Linked DNA regions of Homo sapiens: region 1 is linked to region 2. The links are chromatin contacts, found by Hi-C in ENCODE. All regions are on one chromosome and are shown on one strand. The core of a region is the stretch at or near the end of the contact, and the rest is flanking DNA. Distances in the headings are between cores, read along the strand shown.

Evidence for each region. Hi-C counts contacts between places; a loop is a spot of excess contacts on that map. Pooled maps may share reads with other maps.
Region 1: a loop to region 2 is called in a map of naive thymus-derived CD4-positive, alpha-beta T cell, with 18 times the contacts of the local background. The contact joins two enhancer-like sites. A Hi-C loop is called at or near these places in 2 of 168 maps with a recorded cell type or tissue (both naive thymus-derived CD4-positive, alpha-beta T cell), 1 of 37 single-sample maps with no recorded cell type and 14 of 50 pooled maps.

What each region holds. Positions count from the first base shown.
Region 1 is chr7:13,741,587-13,744,316 of GRCh38, forward strand. The region is part of intron 3 of LOC105375161 (a long non-coding RNA gene); the gene reads left to right. Among named protein-coding and RNA genes, the nearest start is that of ETV1, 250 kb to the right of the region's middle. Within about 2 kb of position 1,310, at least 3 of the 41 ENCODE cell types and tissues checked have a DNase peak (open chromatin) inside an H3K27ac peak, as active enhancers do.
Region 2 is chr7:12,636,949-12,639,648 of GRCh38, forward strand. The region is part of intron 10 of SCIN (scinderin); the gene reads left to right. Among named protein-coding and RNA genes, the nearest start is that of ARL4A, 49 kb to the right of the region's middle. Within about 2 kb of position 1,448, at least 5 of the 41 ENCODE cell types and tissues checked have a DNase peak (open chromatin) inside an H3K27ac peak, as active enhancers do.

The DNA.
Region 1 (2,730 bases), core at 60-2,559, 1.1 Mb after region 2:
TTTACTGCATAAACCAAAACTTTGTAGAAATTCTTTGAGATTCACTGACTGACTCTTGAATCAGGATGCCCTTAGCATGAAGGGTGTATGCTACCCTTCTTTTCAGTCTACTTCAGTCCCTCCCACAATCCAGAGACCAGCTTTCCACCAGGTGTCTCAGGATGTTCTCCCCTTTATATATGGGCTTGTCTCAAAAACCAAAGGAAAGTGAGAGTTTTGTTTTGCCTTTTAATGAACACATGATTAAACTATTAGTTATTATTCAGTATGTATATTGTGATTTCAAGACTCCCCCAGTAAATAATTCACAATATTTCTTATGCTGCTGTGGAGTAGCTCATTTACAAAAGAGGTGCCTGTAGTGCTTTAGACAGCATTGACTGAAGTACAGCCTTGTGCAATTTTAGGGGGTCCTAGGAAGGGGCTAAGATTACTTTTTTTCAGGCTCTCCTTTCTCTTTAAAGCCTCTGGGTATATTGATCATGTTCAGGCCTCAAATATCAGTGGGGTGTGGAAGGAGGTGAGAGGAAGGTTATTCTACCTTGTAACATAGTTATCCCAAACCTCATTCTGGAATTTGACTCCTGTTTGAACTTAGGGAGCAATTAAAATACAGTCATGCCAACTCAGCCCCAGCCAAATGCTTTACACTTTTCTACTACAGGAATGCTCATCTCTTAAGCCAAGATTCCAATCCTTGTTTGTCCCTAGGCTGGAAAGCCACATCACTGACACAGCTGTTGAGATGAAGCCGAGATAGTGGAGTGGAGTCTTGACCTTTTACTCACCCTCTAGCACAGCCCATAAAGGGCCTGCATGAAACTTTGGAACTTTCTGAAGCACTGGGTGAAAACCACTAATCTAAAATGTTCTTCCAAAGTCCTTCCGGGTCCTAAATATTTGCATTCTATATAACACCATACTACTGGTTTTTATGAGCAACGTGTTCTTCCTTATTTAGTTTGGCCCCTCACATTCAAATATATGGGAGCTGCATTAGGAACCACATTTCCAATATATTCACTCTGGTTTGGGGACACAATTGTACAGCAGATTGTGGCACCAGATCTCTGATACATCAAAATGTCAAAAATTTGGTTACCTCTTATGGGATAAAGTAGAAGATTATGGTAACAGGTAAATATAAGTAACTCTCAGAAAGCAAAGTTTGAAGGTGTTTTATCTATTGAATATGCTAGCAAATTTTCACTTTCTTTTAAATGAAGATTAGGAAGGCCCCCACCAATATGCTACAGTGCCCTGATGCCTACGTCTACTGCTGAGTAAATACTCAGCTTTGCTCATGTAACTGGACCAGCATATTTGTCTGGAGCTGATGCTGCCCTCTGGCTGCCAATGTGAATTAAATCCTTACAGAAATAACTAAGCTTCATCACAAACAAGCAAGTTCAGTTTTGGAACTGAATCTTTGATAAGGTTCTCTGAGAAGCCCTCATTCTGGATCATGAAGTCAATACTCACTTCATACTCTCTTAACAGTATAGCACTTCTAAAGGGCAACATCTCAGCTCCCTCTGTTTCTAGCACTCAATATTGCCAATGAAAGGAAATTTTTTAAAAAACCATGTTCTGTAAGAATAAAAATAAACAAACTTCATAGAAAATCACAATGAGACAAATTCTTTTACCAGTGTCTCTGGCTTTCACATGTTTTTGCATAATGAAAGGGCTAATATAACATAACAAATCCTAAACTGTTTTCACAAGGAGTGGAAAAAAGATGTGTAAAAGTATGCTCTGTCTTGCTTCCTTCTGTTCACAATGTATCTAAATAAAACAAATGGTGTTCTTGCTCTTTCTGTCTGTTTCCCAATCTGTTTGGATAGTAGCCACCATCCCGCAGCCAACGATAATATCTGACACTTCCTGACATCATGAAAGCCACCATCTGTCTATCACCAAAACCCTGTACTTTTTAAAGACTACTTGGCTTGATCCTTAATGAAGCTTCAAGTTGAATGCACAGATCGCTTTAGAAGGAATACAAGGAATAATTGACACAAGGTATCTGTATAAAATCACGTTCTCATTAGATTCCATTTGAAAACATAAAATGAAATATTAAGGCCCCTTTCAGGCAGAAAAAGCATGGTTTACTTTCAATTGTGTTTCATTTCCGATTTGCCTGTGAAAGTTTAGACAGTGTTGAACACCAGGAATAAACCTAAACTAAAGCCTAAGCTTTAAATTCAATATTTTCCAGTCTTGTAAAATTAAACAGTTAGACATGACTTTGCAGTTTGTATACTTGAGCTATGAAAAAAGAAGAAAATCCATCAATTATTTTTCCAAGGCTTGAGAAAATCATGCCATTTAAAACTGAATCAACTTCTTTAACACCTGAACGATTATCCAGGAAACAAAAGAAGGTTCTGTATGTCTTCACTTGTAAATGTCACAGGTGAACACAAACAACCCTGTGCTGGCAATGTCAAGTCACTCTTTGTTTTATTAAACTGTTGTACCTCTATGTGTGCAACAAGGGAATTAGTTAACAGGGGAGACTGCGGAAAAATATAATAATTCCTAGGTGATATTAAGTTCTCTCAGAAAAAGTAAAGCTTTCCAGGGAGAAGACGGATTAACAAGTTTCATACACAACTTTCTTGACTGCACTCCAGTGTTGTGATTTGTGACATTGATTTCACACTAATGTCTTTCTTTTCTCTCCTTACTCCAATGTTGTCCTGTGGTTCCTTTTAACAACCT
Region 2 (2,700 bases), core at 198-2,697:
AGCAAAGGAATATGGGCAACCTCTAGAAGCCAGAAAAAGCAAGGAATAGATTGATTCCTAGAGCCTCTGGAAAGGACTATAGCCCTGCAATAGCTTGATTTTAGCCCTGTGACTAAATTGTTATTCCAGATTTTAGCCCAGTTACTAAATTAGCCCCATAACTCATTTCAGACTTATGACCTCCAAAACTGTAAGATGATAAATTTGTGTTGTTTTAAGCCACTAAATCATAGTAATTTGTTACAGCAACAATGAGAAATAAATACAACAGTGCAGAACAAGCACAGATTAACAATTCGAATTAATAGGTTAAAAAAAGATGCATTTTCTTACACTCTCAAATCGTAAACATGCGTAAGTTATGTTTTGCACAAGTAAACAGAAATAAATCTTGATAAAATAGCATGGGTCCTTATATTTCCCTTTTAGGTACCAGAATCTTTACTGAAACAAAGTCCAACACCCAAAAGTGAGGGAGGAAGTGGTGGAGAGGGAGAAAGGATGAACAGAAATGGGAGGGACAAAGAGAAAAGACAGGGAGAAAGGGGAAAGAAAAGGGATAGGAGGAGAGGAGAGGGAAGAGAAGAGAGGGAAATCATGGAGGAAGAAATGAGACAAGTAAGGAGGAGAGGAGGGGGAAGAGAAGAGAGGGAAATCATGGAGGAAGAAATGAGACAAGTAAGAAGGAGGAGAGAAGAGGAAGGGCAAGGGAGAGGATAGTGTGAGAGGGAGGAGAGATTGAGAGGGAGGAGAGATGTATTTTTTTACTTGGGTATTTCTGAAATAAAAAATTACTTGTCGAGAATGACTGAATCCAAATTCAAAATGAAAATTTCATGTAATTATAAATGAGTCAACTTTTTAGTATATCTATCTATCTAACTTATCTATCTTAGCTATCTCTATCTAGAGACAGATTAAGATAGAGAAAAAGGGACAGGAAGAGATAATATGCTGTTTTATTTATTATAAAACTTTAAATGTTATACAATATCAGACGATATCAATGTCTAGTTCTAGATCTCCTCACTGTGTCTAAGAGACTGCTGTTTCTAGCCTGGTTCAATCTTCTGTACTCTCCTAAGTTCAACTGCTCCTCCTTTTATATTTATGGTGGAGTATCTGCTACTTGTTTCAGGACGCTTATTAGTTACCATGAAAAAGTTTTTGGGTCTTTGTTTTTTAGATTCCCTTACTGTATAACTGACATACAGACTTCAAGAAGACCCTATTTTCCTCTAGTGTGCCCCAATGTGTCCGTCTGCTTTCTCGTTCATTCTGTGAGAGAGTACTTTCTTGTTCCTTTTTCCTACAGCTAGCTGGAACTATCTCTCTCCCTCTCTCTCATTCCCTGTGTCTTCCTAGCTGGAGCTGCACACACTGCTGCCTGTTTTCTGCCTGCCTGTTGTCTTTGGCCAGTTTCTGAGAAGCCATCTGCTCCCATCTGGTGGGAAAAGCATCTTACAGATTAGAGTTCAAACTGAAAGCAGGTGCTTACTTGGCCAATGCAGTGATGTTTCTGATACAGCAGCATTAAACACTCCCTTTACATGGTTGTGCCTGTTTAACTTCCTCATTCCTGATGTCAAGGGAGCTAAGACTCTATATGGTACAAAAGGGTTTTTCTGTCTTGTTTTCAAATCTTTGTAAGTGTGTAATTGCTTATTTTAATGTAATAATTAAATAGAGAGAGGCAAGTTAGACACTTCAGAACATAAAGTATAAGATGTGAAGGCTGAAGTTGGTCTTCCAGCTGGTCTCCTTTCCATCTTGATACAAGTTAGTAGATACAAAAATCAAGTTAAATCTAAATTTAAAGGCGCATGTTAACTTTTTAAAAATAAGTTAACTTGCTACTTTTAATCAATAAATTAATGAAATGACTGAATTCTTTAAATGCACTCAATTCTATGGAATTTAGTTGATCTTTAAGGTATTACTTACCAAACTATTAAAAAACTATGAAGACATGCATTGTCTTACATATTTCATATTTCATAGTACTATATTTGATGCACTCGATTAATGAGTTACCATGAATTGTTAGCCGGTTGAATCCTAAATTGACAACAAAATGGTAATTTTTAGTTTAATCACTAGATGGCAGTAGCTTACAATAATGCATGAAAAAACTAAAGTATTGCGGTTTTCAACGCTCCTTTGTAGAATATATTAACCATATTGAACATATTTTAATCAGCCTTTTTTCTTTCTTATTCTCCTTTGACAGTAAGGGATGGGCCTTAATCAGTGTTTCTCTTTCTCTCATGTTGGCAATTAAAGTTTTCTCCATGTTATATGAAATGCTAAGCTAACAGTTTTAGGTATTTGTGAGACTATAACTGACAAAACGTTTCCATAATTTGCTGCTCACTTATTTGAATGCCTACTAATTGAAATATATTTATGAAGTCAATTATTTTCAATGCCTTTCGGCCTCCCTATATGCAGGTATGTATATGCATGTAATGAGTACATGCATCAGCATTCCCATTCACCTGGCTTCTAGAAAAAGACAAACCAGGGGAAGTGAGACAGTTCAATTTTAGCACAGGGCAGAACAAATGAAAACAATGGGAGACTGACATGAAATTTGAACTCTTTATGTAAATGCATCAATAGTTTGTGTGAGAAATAGGAAATTCTAATCCAATATTTGGGGCTAATAAATAAAATCAAGAAAATAATTTCCCTTTTTTT